2 separate regions of the Homo sapiens genome follow, and region 1 is linked to region 2. The links are chromatin contacts, found by Hi-C or POLR2A ChIA-PET in ENCODE. All regions are on one chromosome and are shown on one strand. The core of a region is the stretch at or near the end of the contact, and the rest is flanking DNA. Distances in the headings are between cores, read along the strand shown. Region 1 holds the start of PLEKHA5 (pleckstrin homology domain containing A5). Region 2 has its middle 98 kb from the start of PLEKHA5.

Region 1 (4,762 bases), core at 1,904-4,403, 99 kb before region 2:
TCTCAGCACAGATAATCAAAGATCAAAACTTTAAGTACCACATAGCTAATGACCAATAATCCTCTATTACCCAGGAATATACACAGAAGCACCAAAAAAAAAAAAAAAAAAAGGTAATTGTGGTCATATTCTGATGAAGCTGGACGATTCCAAAAGAAAAAAACGAAGATACAAAATTATTTTTAAAAGTGGCCATAAATGATCTAATTTCCAAATCAATGAATCGATGAATATTCCAGGCAAATAACATTAGAAAAGTAAGAGTGCCATTTTCTTCTCTCAAAATTCTGACACTATACAAAATAAAGAATACAGTCACCATTATATGATAAACTTCAGAAAATCATGATCAAGACTGGACATACAACTATTCAGCTGAGGAGTAATCACAGCATTCTAATTACGAAGGAAAAAAATGAAAGTCAAAAAACTCACTTTATATAGTATCTTGCACCTTCAAAAGTATATGCTTCTTCCCAGCCAGTAGGCAAATCTAAAACAATACATATATTACAATTAGTATTACTTCAATGATAGCAAAATAAGTCTCAATCCATTTTAATTATCCATTTTCATTTATTAGCTGTTTTAATTAAGTAGATTACTAACAAAAAAAGTGTTGAGCTGGCAATACAACAGATATCATTTTTTGAAAAACAGCAATTCAAATTTAGAGCCACCAGAAAAGTAACCATAATATTAGAGATTATCTGACCTGAGCACACACTGTAATATATTAGGGTGGAGAGGAACTATGTTCTGGCACCCAAGAAAGCAAAGGGAAGCCTTCTCATCCCAGGTGGAACACTCATGAATGACTAGCAAAAAAAAAAGCTGGGTATAACAGGCAACGCCTGCCTCTTCTTGGGTATATTGTGTCTATTTAAGACCGTATTTTTCAGCTACACAAATGAATCCATCTAGGAAGTGTCACCAAAAAGAAGGCAGAACTTCCTAACTACTTAATTAATGGAAAAGAAATGACACCGAATACTTCCGTGTGTGTTTCTAAAAATTTGACTAAGAGACGTGAAGTTTCAAGTAGTAAAGTTGGGGATGATTCAGGTGAACAATGGTCATTATGTGCTACATATTATTATTAATGACAAGTTGTTTGGATTTCATCAAAATGCCTCTTGGAAGTAAAAACAACCGATGTGTGTACAAAACCAGAGTCCAAGCAAAGTAAAACCAAACCAGAAAAAAAAAAAAGTGAAATCACATAAAAGAATAAAATTTTTCTGTGGCGTGAATGTTACCAAATCTGTGGGGTTAACTAGGACACTTATTTATATCACTCATAATTCCATAGGATAATTAGTCTAAATAATTTAAATGTCATATCGTCTTTCATGAAATAAATCTATCATTATCCATAAAAGCAAAGAGGCCATCAAAGTTGGAATATGCGTGTAAAACACCAGAAAGGTATATTGAAGCAAAAGCCTGCACCGGGGAATTGAGAAACATGATAGTGTATTAGTCAGAAATGCCTTAAAAATGTAAGCTCATCATGCTTGCTACACCAGCCTTTCCTTTCTTCCTCCACCTTTTTGCAAATTTGGAGACATTAGTCACTTCAGTGAACTCCAGCATTTCACAGAGAGGCAGGTTTGTTCAATATCCTGGCAACTTTAACAGATTCACGGAATGTCAGAGTCCGAGAGAATGTACCCCAGAGGCCAGCTCTGAGGACTGCTGAAACTGGCCTCGCCTTCGACCCAAACTGCTCTCAAGCCTTTCCAATCACCAGGACTAGAGGCAGGCCAGTAAGAGAACACATGTTACATTTCAAAGACAAACAAGTCACGAATGTAAACAAAGAATGATAAAAGAAACCCAGACCAGTACAGAAACTACGAGGAGCCTTTTCCAGCTCCACTCACACTTAGCATTCAAACAAGCTCCCAAAGCCACCCGAGAGAGCCGCTTCCCCACGGACTCCCTCCAAACAGGGCCCGGGTGCCCCCATACGGGACACCCCCTCGCACGCCCACCGCCTCCTGGCAGTCTGTGCAACCTCCGTGCGGCTGGCGGGGACTTTAGATCCGGATCGCCAGCAACTGAGGCTGCGAACGCCTCCTCCGGCTCCGGCTGCTCCTCCCGTGGCAGGAGGGAACGCGCCAAGCGTTTCCCGAGCCGTTCCCTGTCACAGAGAGGATCGCAGCACCCCCGAACTCCTCTCCTCCTCCTCCTCCTCCTTCATCAGCCACCTACCCACAAGTCCCACCTAGGAGGAGGAAGCTGCACGGCAGGAGGCAGCGCTCCTGGGAGGAGGGGGAGGATGTGGTTACGTTATCCCGGCGGGCGATCGGGGTCCGGGGCTGCAGGGAGGGGAGTGGGTAAGGACTGCCTGAAGATTGCTGGGGGGCAAGACGGCAGCTGGGGGTCACCGGGGAGTGAGTAGCGGCCGCGGAGGAAAAACTCAGGACTCCAGGTTTCAGGGAGGGGAGCGTCGCCACTCTAGGGTCGCGAGGGTCGTCTAGGCTGGGATGGGGGGAGAAGGCGCAGGAAGAGGGCGCCGTCTCCAAGTGCTGATGAAAGGCTGAGGAGAAAGAGGCGCCCCGAGACTGGAGAGAACTCCCGGCGGCGGAGTCCCCGTGGCCCCTCTACCTGCGGCCGCTCCCGCCCGGCCTCCGCCCCGCCTCGCCGCCTCCCGGGGCCCGCGGCGCGGGGCAGGTTGCGGGGAGCCGGGCGGCCCGGGCTCTGCCGCCTCCTCCAGGCGGAGCCCAACTCCGTTTGGGCCCGGCGTTACCTGTGCTCTGCCGCCGGTGTCCGGTGACCACCGCCTCGCCGGTGACGGGGTGCAGCCAGGTGGTGCTCTTGGCCTCCTCGCTGCAGGGGTGAGAGAAGGGGCAGACACGGAGCGTGAGAGGGGACGCGGGGGCGAGCCGAGGGGCTGCAGGAGCACAGACCCGGGCTCTCCCCCGTGTCGCCAGCCGCCCGCCTCCTGCCCTCCCGCCCCCGCGGGCCCCCGTGCCGTCCCCGGCTCTTTACTTGATGAAGAAGACTCGGCCGCCCCTGGTGATCCCGTAAGTCCAGGACCGGGGCAGGGAGATCCACTCCAGGTTCAGATCCGCCGCCATGTCTGATCCCTAGCCGCCGCCGCCGCCTTCTCCTGCTGCCGCCGCGGCTGCCGAGGGAGGAGGGAACGAGCGAGCGAAGGGAGCGCGGAGCGAGCGCGCCTCCCCGGCCCGGCGCGCCCCCGCGCGCGCCCTACCCCCTCGGGCGGTGCCCGCCCCGCCGCCCCGGCAGGGTCCGGCCCCCGTCGCCGCCCCTCCGCATCCCGGCGGCCGCCGGCCGGCCGCCCCGCCGCGCGCTCGGGGGATGGGCAAGCGGCGCCGCGCCCCAGACCCCTCCCTCGGGCCCCTGCGGCGCGCCCGCCCCCTCCGCCGCGCGAAGGTTCCGGGATCGATTAAAAAAAAAAAAAAAAAAAAAAAAAAACGCGTCCTGCCCCCAGGGCTTTGCCCGAAGGCTTCCCATCCCAGGGCGCGATCAAAGGGAGCCTAATAATGCCCAAGCCCCTGATTTCTCTCTTTCAAACAACAAAAACACAGCGTCTGAGCTTTGTTTTATAAGAGCTGTTGGAGAGCCAACAGATTTTTCCAATATATTTATCGTTTTAAAATGGAAAGCTGTTTTTATTAAAGCACACGAAAGGCCTTTCCTGTTTGTTTGTTGTGTGCCAGATATCAAAGGTTGGACGTGATACGTGGCCCCATGAAATATGAGTGGATTTAGACTTGACAAAACAAGTTTTTTCTCTTCCTAGGCCCCTTAGGTCATATCTTATAAAATAAAAACTCGTCTTTTTCTGGTACTTGTTTTTAAAGATTCACTTAACATCAGTGTGGATTTTTACTTGCCCTGTCTCCAATAGATTACAATAATAGCTTATTTTATGGAGTCCTTGTGACGGTGTACATTTTTAAATCTTCACAACAACTATATATATATGTGTGTATATATATATATGTGTGTGTGTGTGTGTATATATACACACACACACACAATCTATAAAAAATCCCCATTTTACAGATAGGAAAAATGAAGTTTAAAAACACAGTAGTTTGCCCAGTCATAGTAATAACTGCCAAAGCCTGGATTCAAACTGGCTGTAGGATTTCAAAAGTATATTTGTATAACCTCCTTGCTGTACAAGCCCACTTTGTTTTACTGCGATTCACTTTATTGCTGTTTGCAGATCTTTCACATCTTACAAATTGAAGGTTTGTGGCAACTCTGCATTAAGCAAGTCCTAGCACCGTTTTTCAACAGCATTTGCTCACTACATGTCTCTGTGGCACATTTTGGTAATTCTTGCAATCTTTCAAACTTTTTCATTATTGTACCTGTTATAGTGATCTGTAATCAGTGATCTTTGATGTTACTGTTGAAATTGTTTTGAGGGCACCATGAACTGAGCCCATGTAAGACAGGGACTTAATAAATGTGTGTGTTCTGACTGCTCCACCAACCAGCTGTTCCTCTGTCTCTCTGCTTCATCTTGGGCCTCCATATTCCCTGAAATGAAACACTAATAATTGTCTAATAATAATGGCCTAATATTGAAATTAGGCCAACCAGTAACCCTACAATGCCCTTTAAGTGACCAAGTGAAAGGAAGAGTTGCATGTCCCTTACTTTAAATGAAAAGCTAGAAACGATTAAGCTCAGATGTATCAACAGCCAAGAGAGGCCAAAAGCTCGGCCTTGTGTCAAATAATTAGACAAGTTGGGAATGCAAAGGAAATGTTCTTGA
Region 2 (4,672 bases), core at 1,984-4,483:
GTCCCCACCCAAATCTCATCTCGAACTGTAATCGCCACGTGTTGAGGGAGGAACCTGGTGGGAGGTGATTGGATCATGGGGTGGTTTTCCCCATGCTGTTCTCATGATAGCAAGTGAGTTTTCATGAGATCTGATGGTTTAAAGTGTTTGGCAGCTTCCCCTTCCCCCTGCTGCCATGTAAGATGTGCTTGCTTCCCCTTTGCCTTCCACCATGATTGTAAGTTTCCGGAGGCCTCCTCAGCCATGTGGAAGTGTGAGTCAATTAAACCTCTTTTCTTTATAATTTACCCAGTCTCAAGTAGGTCTTTATAGCAGTGTAAAAATGGACTCATACAGAAAATTGGTACTGAGAGAAGTGGGGCACTGCTATAAAGATATCTGAAAATGTGGAAGTGACTTCGGAACTGGGTAATGAGCAGAGGTTGGAACAGTTTGGAGGGCTCAGAAGATGACAGGAAGATGTAGGATAGTTTGGAACTTCCTAGAGACTTGTTGAATGGTTTTGACCAAAATTCTGATAGTGATATGGACAATGAAGTCCAGGCTGAGGTGGTCTCAGATGTTGTATTAGTCCATTTTTTGCACTGCTATAAAGAAATACCCAAGACTGGGTGATTTATAAAGAAAAGAGGTTTAATTGACTCACAGTTCCCCATGGTTGGGGAGGCCTCAGGAAACTTACAATCACGGGAGAAGCAAAAGCAGACATGTCTCACATGGTGGCAGGTGAGAGAAGTGAAGTGCAAGCAGAAGAAAAACTGCCACTTTTAAAACCATCAGATCTTGTGAGACTCACTCACTATCACAAGAACAGCATGAGGGAAACTGCCCCCACAATCCAATAACATTCCATTAGGTTTCTCCCTTGACACATGCAGATTACAATTCAAGATGAGATTTGGGTGAGGACCAAGAGCCAAATCATATCAGATGGAGATGAGGAATTTATTGGAACTGGAGCAAAGGTTACTTTTGCTATGCTTTATCAAAGAGACTAGTGGCATTTTGCCCCTGCGTTAGAGATCTGTGGAACTTTGAACTTGAGAGAGATGATTTAGGGTATCTGGTAGAATAAATTTCTAAACAGCAGAGATTCAAGATGTGACCTGGCTGTTCCTAAAAGCGTTAAATCATATGTGTTCACAAGGAGATGTTCTGGAATTAGAACTTATGTTTAAAAGGGAAGCAGAGCATAAAAGTTTGGAAAATTTGCAGCCTGATCATATGGTAGAAAAGAAAAACTCATTTTCTAGGGAGAAATTCAAGCAACGAGCTGCAGAAATTTGCATAAGTAAAGAGAAGCTGAACGATAACAGCCAAGACAATGGGAAAAATGTCTCCAGGGCATTTCAGAGATCTTCATGGCAGCCCCTCCCATCACAAGCCCAGTGGTCTAGGAGGAAAAAACGGTTTTGTGGGCCAGGCCCAGGGCCCTGCTGCTCTGTACGGCCTTGAGACATGGCGGCCTGTGTCCCAGTTGCTCCAGTTCCAGCTGTGGTTAAAATGGGCCAAGGTACAGTTGGGTCATTGCTTCAGAGTGTGCAAACCCCAAACCTTGGTGGCTTCCAGGTGGTGTTGGGTATGTGGGTATGCAGAAAACAAGAGTTGAGCTTTCGGAGCCTCCATCTAGATTTCAGAGGATGTACGGAAATGCCTGGAAGTTCAGGCAGAAGTCTGTTTCAGGAGTGGAGCCCTCATGGAGAAGCTCTACTAGGGCAACGCAGAGGGGAAATGTGGGGTTGGAGACCCAACACAGAGTCCCCACTGGGGCACTGCCTAGTGGATCTGTGAGAAAGGGGCCATCATCCTCCAGACCCCAGAATGGGAGATCTACTAACAGCTAGCACTGTGCACCTGGAAAAGCCACAAGCACTCAACACCAGCCCATGAAAACAGTCTCAGAGGCTGTACCCTGCAGAACCACAGGGACAGAGTTACCCAAGGCCTTGGGAACCCATCTCTTGCATCAATATGCCCTGAGTGTGAGACATGGAGTTAAAAGGAGATTATTTTGGAGCTTTAAGATATAAAGATTGCCCTGTTGGGTTCCTGACTTTCATGGGGCCTCTAGCCCCTTGGTTTTAGCTGATTTCTCCCATTTGGAATAGGAGCATTTACCCAATGCCTATATCCCCATTTTATCTTTGTAGTGGCTAACTTGCTTTTGATTTTACAGGCTCATAGGTGGAAGGGACTTCCCTTGCCTCGATGAGACTTTGGACTTTCACTTTTGGATTAATGCTGAAATGAGTTAAGACTCTGGGGGACTGTTGGGAAGGCATCATTGTGTTTTGAAATGTGAGAAGGACATGAGATTTTGGAGGCACTAGGGGTGGGATGATGTGGTTTGGTTCTGTGTCCCCACCCAAATCTCATCTTGAACTGTAATCCCCAGGTATAGAGGAAGGGACCTGGTGGGAGGTGATTGGATCATAGGGGCAGTTTCTCCCATGCCGTTCTCATGATAGTGAGTGTGTTCTCATGAGATCTGATGGTTTAAAAGTGTTTGGCAGTTCCCCCCACTGCTTCCTGCAGCCATGTAAGATGTGCTTGCTTCCCCTTTGCCTTCCCCCAAGATTGTAAATCTCCTGAGGCCTCCCCAGCCATGCAGAACTGTGATTCAATGAAACCTCCTTTCTTTATAAATTACCCAGTCTCAGGTAGTTCTTTAAAGCAGTGTAAAAATGGACTAATATAAAAGACATTAATATTCTCTTGATTGTTGGACCAGACTTTGGGTCACTAAAAAGATTCTCATGAAGTCACTTCTGAAGAGCTACTGGAGGAGAAAATGTAACCGTTAGTGTTAAGCCTTAAAATAAAAGGTATTTTAGATAAACATGAAGAGAGACAGAATTTTTCTTCCTTGCATGGAATATAGTGAGTATGAATTCCTCAAAACCCAAGACTTAGATATGTAAGGAAGGAAAATTATTAAAATGTTTTTTAAATTCCAATTTGATATCTCTCTAGAGACTCTATTCTTCCTAATGGAAGTAACCATAATTTTAGTCAATTTCTGGCAGTCCTTCACTTCATTTTCCCTCACTGAATTTAACTAACCTCATGGCCCCAGGGAAGTAGGAGGTACCCGGGCCATGGTCAGTAGTTGTACACGCTGTCATCTGTGAGATTGTCCTGTGTGGTTTCCAGACTTAGTCCCTGCTTTCCAGTAGTTTCCATTGAAATACTTATGTTCTTACTAATCCCCAGCTGTATGACTCAAGGTCCTTATGGAGCACCACGCCCTTGTCATGACCACAAAATTCCTTCAGAGGTCTTCATTCCGTCAACTAATTCTGTGCCTTCCATGGGGGCTGTTGTTAACCTAAACCAGTTTGGTTTTGCACAGCCTTAGATTATTTTAGTATACAGTAGTAACAACCATGAAATAGTGTCACTCTCCAAAAATTATGCCACAAATACAGACCTTACTGAAAAAAATACTTAATAGTGAGCAGACCCCAAAATATTTATACTAACTGTTCTGTAAGATTAATGAAGTCCTAGCTCTCTGTTCTTTGGGTGCTCCAACTACTTCTTTGTATGAAAAGTTTACATGAAGTATTTACTTGAATGCAACAATAGCCAGAGGCAGCAGAATCCTGTGCCCATAAGTTGGCATCAGGAAAGCAGGAATTTTCTGACTCAATGATTGGACACAGGTTCATTTAAGGGTGAAGTTTTCAGGTGTTATCCTTAAGGAGACAGATTATAAATCTGGGTGGATTTTCTCATTCTGTTCATTGAACAAGTTATCTTGAAGTTCACTAATTTCCACAATGACACCCCATTTTTAACATTTATTATGCCAAGTAGAAAAGCTTCTAATATTGATGGAGACATGAATAGCAGAAAGTGTATGTTCATATTGACTGTCTCTGAAGTGTGAGCTTTCTGATTGGAATGCCAGCTGACTACTCCTGAGATTTTAGTTCGTGATCTGGGTACCTAACCGAACCTTGGGTTACAACTGAAACCAAAATCTATATAATATTACATTGGTTATGCTGAAAGATTTCAAAATATGTTGTAGACATGCAAAGGCACAGGAAAACTTGAAAGCCTTCCACACAATTCTGCCCGGTGGTTTTGCCTCAGGTCCTCTCTGTTCTTGGCATCCCAAACAGTCCTTTGTCTTGCTGACCTCCTGTCAGAAGTGCAGAGAGCCTCTGCGAGGTTTCACCTCCCAGAGTTTTGGGCAGAACATTTGCACAGGATTTCTTTGCTCTGATCTCTAAGTAGGGAAATCATGCATAGCAGAAAAATAATTTTACAAAATGCAATAGTAAGCATCTGGTACATAGTAGGAGCTCATTTAGGATTATTGTTTGGATGAACGAATGATTGAATAGATGAAAGTGTGATATCAAAAGACCTCATGTTTGTGGATAATAAGACACAGGCAAAGGCATGGCAACCTTATGCATACTAAAAACATCTAGGTGATTGACAGAATTTGCTTCTGTAGAAATGATCATAGAGAAAACAACACACTGCCAAAATCTGTTGAGACAATTAAGATGAAGGGTCTACAGTGACTGCTTCCCATCTGTTCTTTTGAATATGAAGTCCAGGATCTCTGAGGTATCCTGATGGGGACAGAGAACTGCTATTCTGACAGTGGAGATGGGGAGAAAGCCATTAGAAGGCTTTTGTCCTGAGACTCGGT

Evidence for each region. Hi-C counts contacts between places; a loop is a spot of excess contacts on that map. ChIA-PET counts read pairs that join two places held with the same protein, here RNA polymerase II (POLR2A). Pooled maps may share reads with other maps.
Region 1: a loop to region 2 is called in a map of mammary epithelial cell, with 5 times the contacts of the local background. The contact joins the promoter of PLEKHA5 here to the enhancer-like site in region 2. A Hi-C loop is called at or near these places in 13 of 168 maps with a recorded cell type or tissue (Caco-2, Calu3, HepG2 and 4 more) and 9 of 50 pooled maps. POLR2A ChIA-PET finds 5 or more read pairs at or near these places in 3 of 52 experiments (K562, MCF 10A and WTC11).

Annotation. Positions count from the first base shown.
Region 1 is chr12:19,128,124-19,132,885 of GRCh38, reverse strand. PLEKHA5 (pleckstrin homology domain containing A5) reads right to left here and starts at 3,153. Exons shown (of 32, transcript NM_001256470.2): 1 at 2,998-3,153; 2 at 2,756-2,835; 3 at 436-493. The coding sequence starts at 3,086.
Region 2 is chr12:19,029,757-19,034,428 of GRCh38, reverse strand. No RefSeq gene overlaps it. Among named protein-coding and RNA genes, the nearest start is that of PLEKHA5, 98 kb to the left of the region's middle. RefSeq lists an enhancer at 2,471-3,670. Within about 2 kb of position 3,233, at least 3 of the 41 ENCODE cell types and tissues checked have a DNase peak (open chromatin) inside an H3K27ac peak, as active enhancers do; they include mammary epithelial cell, where a contact is called at or near this core.